2 separate regions of the Homo sapiens genome follow, and region 2 is linked to region 1. Evidence: chromatin contacts called from ENCODE Hi-C or POLR2A ChIA-PET data. All regions are on one chromosome and are shown on one strand. The core of a region is the stretch at or near the end of the contact, and the rest is flanking DNA. Distances in the headings are between cores, read along the strand shown. Region 1 overlaps THSD4 (thrombospondin type 1 domain containing 4). Region 2 overlaps THSD4 (thrombospondin type 1 domain containing 4).

Evidence for each region. A loop is a pair of places that touch in the nucleus more often than their neighbours do. ChIA-PET counts read pairs that join two places held with the same protein, here RNA polymerase II (POLR2A). Pooled maps may share reads with other maps.
Region 2: a map of GM13977 shows a loop between it and region 1 (2.6-fold over the local background). The contact joins two enhancer-like sites. A Hi-C loop is called at or near these places in 1 of 168 maps with a recorded cell type or tissue (GM13977) and 2 of 50 pooled maps. POLR2A ChIA-PET finds 5 or more read pairs at or near these places in 2 of 52 experiments (IMR-90 and activated T-cell).

The regions. Positions count from the first base shown.
Region 1 is chr15:71,470,115-71,474,171 of GRCh38, forward strand. The region is part of intron 7 of THSD4 (thrombospondin type 1 domain containing 4); the gene reads left to right. Among named protein-coding and RNA genes, the nearest start is that of THSD4-AS2, 220 kb to the right of the region's middle. Within about 2 kb of position 1,362, at least 2 of the 41 ENCODE cell types and tissues checked have a DNase peak (open chromatin) inside an H3K27ac peak, as active enhancers do.
Region 2 is chr15:71,728,399-71,732,353 of GRCh38, forward strand. It overlaps THSD4 (thrombospondin type 1 domain containing 4), which reads left to right. Exons shown (of 18, transcript NM_024817.3): 9 at 151-326; 10 at 2,723-2,819. Among named protein-coding and RNA genes, the nearest start is that of THSD4-AS2, 39 kb to the left of the region's middle. Within about 2 kb of position 2,298, at least 4 of the 41 ENCODE cell types and tissues checked have a DNase peak (open chromatin) inside an H3K27ac peak, as active enhancers do.

The DNA of each region.
Region 1 (4,057 bases), core at 112-2,611:
GAACTTTGTAGTTTATAAAGTAGTTTGTTTTTTGTTTTTGTTTTTTTAAATCTTTTCATTTTTTTTCTAGAAGTGATTCATAATTACTACTAATTTATAAGGAGTCAGAGCTTTGCTTTGGGATAATTATTTGCATTCAAGGGTTGTGGAAAAAACCTGATAGTTTGTTGGAGTTCTACCTATTCCCTACCTGAGGGAACCAATAAAATTGAGAATTTTTGTTTCTTTCCTAGAGGTTGACTACTTGGAGCCATGTGAATGCTGCACAGTCTCAATATAAAGGTCTTTTAAAACCCAAGTGATAACCACTGCTAGAAAATAATAACAGCAATTGCCAGCATTGCTATGGCAGAGTACTGTTGTAAGCATTTTATGTCTATTAATTCATTTAATTTTCCTAATGGTCTCATTAGGAGGTACTAGTATTATCACCGTTTCATAGGTGAGGAAACTGACAGAGATGTAGTGATTTGATCAAGATCACAAAGCTAATAAATGGCTGAGTGAGGATTTTATTATTTTTTTTTTTTTTGAGACGGAGTCTCGCTCTGTCGCCCAGGCCAGACTGCGGACTGCAGTGGCGCAATCTCGGCTCACTGCAAGCTCCGCTTCCCGGGTTCACGCCATTCTCCTGCCTCAGCCTCCCGAGTAGCTGGGACTACAGGCGCCCGCCACCGCGCCCGGCTAATTTTTTGTATTTTTAGTAGAGACGGGGTTTCACCTTGTTAGCCAGGATGGTCTTGATCTCCTGACCTCATGATCCACCCGCCTCGGCCTCCCAAAGTGCTGGGATTACAGGCGTGAGCCACCGCGCCCGGCCTGAGTGAGGATTTTAAACTCATATATAGTTTGAAAGTTTTGCAGTATGTTTAAAGTTATCAGGCTATTTCTTTTTGTTGTTGTTTGTTTGTTTGAGCTTGTCTGCTAAGCAGAGACAAAAACAAAAAGAACTTGCTGGTTTTGGGATAACCCCTTGGCCTTGATGCCTGTCGGTTCCTGCACATTCCTGTGCTGTGGGCCTCAGGACTTTGCTGCTCTCCTCCCATCCAGTCCCAGGCTACCCCTTCTGTGACCCATCCCCACTCATGACACTCAACCAGCTTCCCTTGGATGTGAGCACATGGGCCCTCTGCATGCTAAGGTTCAGAATTAATCACTAGGGCAAGCAGGTGGAGGTGTCCAAAAATCAGACTCATGGAGGGGAGGGACAGGTGACAGAGTTTCCAGAATGTCTGTGCCTTTACAGGAGGCCCTGACTCTCTGGGGTGGTAAATGTGCTTAATACTTTCTGTTTCATCTCTCCCACACCCCTCTTACTCACCTAGGCCAGCCCTGAGGTGTCATGCTGGGTCTTAAGGATACAGTGTGCCCCTCTGAGGCCCTCCAGCCACCACTTCCTGCTGTCCTCTTTTGCCTTGCCCTCACCCACTTTATGTCACTCAGTCAGATGTTTGTCTTTTGCAATGTGAAAGGCGAAGTATGATCAAGTGATCAGGAGCAAGGATGCACTGCTCAGACATGCCTGGCTCCACTTCCTGGCCCAGCCTCATACTAGATATGTAGCCTGAGGCAAGTCCCTGACACTTTTCATTCCTGTTTCCTTATCTATCAAGTGGGGGTCATAAAACCTTCCTTACTGGGTGGCCGGGAGGATTCAGGTAAGATCATCCATAGTGCTCAATCAACACTGGCTATGAGAGACAGGCTGTGTAGGGGTTTCAGAGCGTGGGATCTGGAGTCAGACCATGGGTTTGAATCCCAACTTGGCCACATCCAACCATGTGAGCTTAAGTACATTGGTGTTTTTGTTTTTGTTCTGAGAGAGGATCTTGCTCTGTCACCCAGGCTACAGTGCAGTGGCACAATCATGGCTCACTACAGCCTCAACCTCCTGGGCTCAAACAATCCCTCCACCTTAGCCTCCCGAGTAGCTGGAACCACAGGCATGCACCACCATGCCTGGCTAAATTTTTAAAGCTTTTTGTAGAGACAGGGCCTCCCTATGTTTCCCAGGCTGGTCTCAAACTCCTGGGTTCAAGTGACCCTCCTGCCTCAGCCTCCTAAAGTGCTGGAATTACAGGCATGAGCCACTGCGCCTGGCCTAGTAAGTTTTTTATCCTCCTCTGTAAAATGGAGTTAATAACAGTATCTACATGATGGGGTTGTTGTCAAGATTTCATGCTTATAAACTTAAGAGTCAAATATTTAAATGCTAACTAGTATGTATTAGGCCTTCAATACATATTAACCACTACTGTTTATCATTATTATCATCAACAGTTAATTCATTCTAGAGTAACTCTACTGCCTATCTGTGAAAGGCCCATCTGAGCAGGGATCCTTTCCAACAAGACTTGGACTGTCCCTGCAAGCCTTTAATTGTGCTCTCACTCATATTGCCCATTAGAACTCCCCCCAGTTGAAGATTTCTTTGCTCTTCTTAGAGAACAGAGGCTTGGCTTCTCTAACGGGCAGAGTTCCACAGCAGACAAACTAGAAAAAGTCTCCTGAGGAATTTTTCTTCATTCCAAGATGAATGTTCCAGAAACATCCCCTCTCCTGATGCGTCTTGGAAGTCCTGCTCGCTGACCTGCATGGAAATGGGATCTTGATTTTAAGAGAGGTTGATTTCACAGGAGGCTGACTTGTGTGTTATTCTCATAAAGCACATGTCATCTTAATTGAAACTGTGTGAGTGGTAAACTTTGCATTGTAAATTTAGAAAAACTCCCATGGGAAGGAAATGTAGCCTTTGAAACACTGGAGGAGGCAGTGTGAGTTGTTTTATGTAACTCTGGCACGGAGAATACCTGATTTGTGCAGGCAGACTTGTTGCAGATGCTGTTAATGGTGAGATCTGTTTTGAATAGTGCATTTTCAGGTGCTTTTAAAAAAAATTCTTAATGTTACCAAGTCTTTTTGACTGTATTACTGTATTTGGCTTTTTTTTTTTTTTTTTTGAGACAAAGTCTCACTCTGTGGCCCAGGCTGGAGTACAATGGTGTGATCCTGGCTCACCGCAACCTCTGCCTTGCAGGCGCAAGCAAATCCTCCTGCCTCAGCCTCCCAAGTGGCTGGGGCTACAGGCACACACTACCACACCTGGCTAATTTTTACATTTTTTGTAGAGATAGGGTTTTGTTATGTTGCCCAGCCTGGTCTCCAACTCCTGGGCTCAAACAATCCACCCGCCTCAGCCCTCTAAAGTGCTGGGATTACAGGTGTGAGCCACCGTGCCTGGCCCAGCTTTGAGAATCATAAACTGTTTTTAGGTCATTCAATATTATTTTAAAAGCTATAGCCTTTTCTCCAGGCCATACCCCAGCTGGAACCCTGAGCACGGAATTACTTGGAGTTGTCGCTGTTTCTGAGCCTTCAAATCTACCAGGCAACCTATTGGTAAATGACTGTTCACCATAGTAATGGTAACAGCCTGAACACTAATGCCTAACATGCTCATATCATTGTAAGGAATGTAGTCTACCACTGGTGCCCCCAATCCTATACAGAGAAAAGAGTCAGGGAACATTCCCTTCCCATTGCCACTGCTCCTATGGGATGGGGCTGGGGTATCAAGGACCCTGACCCCTGTTTTGGGGTGCTGTTGAAAAAAGGGACATTGAAGCTTGGAGTAGTTTGAATGGAGCTAGCAAAGTCCCCATGCATGCTGTGCGATGCATACAGATGTGCAGGCCACCATCAGTGGAAGGTTCTCACCAGTGGAAGTGACCAGCATAGTCAGTATCACCTGGGCACATTCTTACTTACCAGCCCAGGTCCTACCTTAGGCCAATTAAATTGGAATTTAGGGCAGGGCCTATATGGTGGTTTTCAAAGCATCCCGGGATCTCACTGTGCTGGACACTGCTGGGCAGTCTCTTGATACTGACTCCTCATGTGGATCGCAGGTCAGGTATACCTGGAACCCTATGACCTCATCCATGGTCAGGCCTTATCCATTCAGGGAATCCCAGTGTCCTAGTCTGCTCCCCAGAGGCAGAGGCAGTCACTGTTCATAGCCTCTTGTGCCTTTACAGGGACATTCTGCATTATTTGC
Region 2 (3,955 bases), core at 1,048-3,547, 260 kb after region 1:
TGGCGCCCCAGGGCCTGGATCATTGCCTGGCACATAGTGGATCCTGTCAAAAACCTTGATGAATGAAGAAGCCAGAAACTGGGGGAGTCAGTTCTGTTTCTTGTGCACACCCTGGGCTTACCCAAAGAACTGTCTGATTTTTCTCAACAGCCCTGAGAAGTCGTTCTGGACGCTCCATCATCAATGGGAACTGGGCAATTGATCGACCAGGAAAATACGAGGGCGGAGGGACCATGTTCACCTACAAGCGTCCAAATGAGATTTCGAGCACTGCCGGAGAGTCCTTTTTGGCGGAAGGTCCCACCAACGAGATCTTGGATGTCTACGTGAGTTTGGATGTTTCTGGACTGTTCTTTGGATTTTGAATCTTGTCACTTCTAAGGAACATACTCTGAACAAATAAGCAACAAATCATTGCCCATACTCAATAAAAACCCTTTGAGCAGAGCCTGTTGGAGGCACTCCTTGAATGCTTGGCGTTCATCTTTGCCTTTACTTCTGAATGGGCCCAGCTCACAGCAACCTCCAACTCCACCAGATGCTTATTACCTTCGGAGTTTATTGACCCAGTAAAACCAATTTTACTTGTTGAACCAAATCAGAGGCAAAACATGCCCTTTATTTCATGAGCATTGGATCTCCTCCAGGCACTTTCCTTATACTGCTAATTTGGCATGTTTTCTTTTTATGGCAAAAGAAAGCAAGAGCCTAAAGGAAGGCAGGACCGCTCCCAGCTCCCAGCCCTGTTCAGACTCTGAGAGCAAATGAAGAAAGGAGAGCTCCAGAGCCCTCCAGATGAAACAATAAAGCTGAGAGTCACAGTAGAGAGATTTACTAGAAGCTCCCTGCTTCATAGAAGACAAAACCTTAATTTCTTTTACGTGAAACTAAGATATTAAATTGCTCAAGAGTTTTAAATGGTCCTTACGTTCAAAGGAAACCACTAGAATTCAATCTTCTTAAAAGACCAGGAAATAAAGGGTGATAAGACATAAAAGCTTGAAATAACATTTTGATAAAAAGATTGAGATCACCCATGAATATACACATTATTTCTGTCCCCAAAGCTGAGCTGATTAACATATTTGCTGTGTCAGAGTTTTAGAAATATTATTAATTGCATTGTCATTACTTCTCCACCTACACACAGTTCTATGTCCTTTCCTCTTGGGCCTAGTAGACTCGAAATTACAAAGGAAGCCTTGTTGTAGTTTATTTTGGATTTTTTTTTTAGACTGTCCAGTTGGTTGGTTGAATCTGAATATATTTTAAATGGCATCAGAGGTAAAAACTCAGGTTGTTAAAGGCCTACTGTGGGTGGTCTAGGAATGGAAGCCAACAGCAATTTCATAAACGGGACAAGGTTTTGCACTGGCAGAATGCTCAGGCAGAAGAGGCACCAGAGAGGGAGGGAGGATTTCCAGCCACAGACCGAGAGGAAGATTGTGTGAAAAGGGAGTGAGGGGATGAGGGATACACAGCAGGAACCTGAGGTCACACAACCGTGTCCCTTGGGGATTCAGTGCCCACCACGTTTCTGCAACGCCGATGGTTTGATATTGGTTCCTGGGTAGGAGAATCCCAGGGGTTCTCAGGTCTGCCTTCCTTTGGGTAATTTATAAAATGAAGACCCATTTCATCAGTAGGGAGTGGCAAGAGATCATGGCATAAACAGGAAGAATAGACACAGGACCCACCATGCAGGAGTGACTCAGAGATGCTTCTAGCTGGAAAGGACCTTTGAAAGTGACATGATTCTAACCTCTTCCTTCCCCAAGGAAGAAATCAAAAACTGCAGGGTGAAGGGGCTTGCTCTAGGTTACACAGCTGGTCAATAGGAGAGCTGCTTTATAAAGCAGCAGAGACAGAAACATCAAACCCGACCGTGTCTCCTTGCACGGCTCATATTTACACTGTGGATTCTCATTCTGCTGCTGGGTTTAGCCCACCACCCTGCTCCCCATCAGGAAATCCATGGGCAGCAAAGACTGTGTGCTCTAAATCCAATAGGGAGGGACGTATTCTGTTGGGCCATGCTCATTTAATATGTTTTCAGCCCAGACAATGTTCAGCTGCTGACTTCCACAGTCCTACGTAGATTCCTGCTTGCCATCCTATTTTTGTCATCATTCCTAAGAGAATATGACCCAGCAAGAGTTGGGTCGCTTCTACTTGTTTTCCTGGCCCCATGTCTTTGTGTTTCTGGGGCTTTCCCTGAATAAGAGGGAGGGACCTGGGGGCCAGCCTCACCAGCCAGGTCAAGAACTTTGAGGGAACCTAAAGCATCCCGGGGTGGCTCTGTCCAGGAGGTCTGCTGCTTGTTCGCATGACTTTGTCACGCCACCTAGTGTTAAAACAGTTCTCCTGCAGTGTACACGTATTTATCTGTGTTGGATGTTTCAAGAGCACTGAGCAAAATCTAAGGACAGAAAGGTTCTGCTACCGTTGCTCCATCTTCTCCTTTGGAGTTTAGAAAATCTTGACTCTTAGCTTAGTCTTCTTCTGATTTGCTCGGCCTAAGTTCTTCATTCTTCAAAAGTAAATGACAAAAAGCCATCCAGGAATAACTTTGTTTAATCTGCCACAGGTTCACTGATATTACTGGATGCGTACTAGAGTGAACCAACCCAGTCATTTCTCAGTAGTTCTGCAAATGCCATTGAAACCCAGAAGGGGTGTGCATACGTGCCAAGTGCGGTAACACTGATTTTTGTGTCAGCAGATGATACACCAGCAGCCAAACCCAGGCGTGCACTACGAGTACGTGATCATGGGGACCAACGCCATCAGCCCCCAGGTGCCACCCCACAGGAGACCAGGTAGAATCCCTTGTCTTGTGGCCGGGGACTCTGGTCATTTCCTTGTAAAGCCTTCTCTCTCTCAATTCTTGTGCATCCACCCTCTGTCTCTCGGTCAACACAGAGAAAATTGAGGGACGCATATTTCAAAGCCAAGGGGCCTTGACATTGGAGCAGGCTTCACCATTTGTCTGAGCCTTCACTGATGAGACTGTTTCATTCACTCGATTCCAAAATGGCATGAGCATCCTGGGTCTGCCCTGCCAGTTCAACATTTGAAATGCTTTATACTAGTTTCCAGGCCAGACAAGGGGGCTCATGCCTGTAATCCTAGCACTCTGGGAGGCCGACGCAGGTGGATCGCTTGGGCCCAGAGGTTCAAGACCAGCCTGTGCAACATAATGAAACCCCTGTCTCTACAAAAAAAATTACAGAAATTAGCCAGGCATGGTGGTGTGTGCCTGCAATCCCAGCTACTCAGGAGGCTGAGGTGGGAGAATCATCTGAGCCCAAGGAGGTTGGGGCTGCAGTGAGCCGTGATCAGACCACTGAACTCCAGCCTGGACAACAGAGTGAGACCCTATCTCAAAATTAAGAAAAAACAACACAAATTTACTTTCTTAGAGCTCTGGAGGTTAGAAGTCTGAAGTGGGTTTCATTGGGACAAAATGAAGGTGTCATCAGGGCCCCTCTCTCTCCAGAGGCTCTAGGAGAGAACCCACTTCCTCGCCTTTTCCAACTTCTAGGAGCCACCTGCCTTCCTTGGTTCCTGGCCCCTTCCTCCACCTTCAAAGCCAGCAGGGTGGCACTTTCAAATCTCTCTCTGACCCTGGCCTCATCACATCTCCTCTCTGACTCTCATCTTCCTCTCTCTTTCCTTTATAAGGACCCTTCAGATTACACTGGGCCCACCCAAGTAATCCAGGATAATCTCTCCTTCTCAAAATCTGTAATTTAGTCTCACCTGCAAAGTCCATTTTTGCTATGTAAGGTAGCATGTTCACAGATTCCAGGGATTAGGATGTGGACATCTTTAGGGGGCCATTATCTGTCTACTATATGCCTTTTCTCTTGGTTCCCCTTTTGTTTCTGTTAATAATACTTTGACCTATAAGACAAGAATAATGAGTTCACACCTAACAATCCATGTTGAGTCT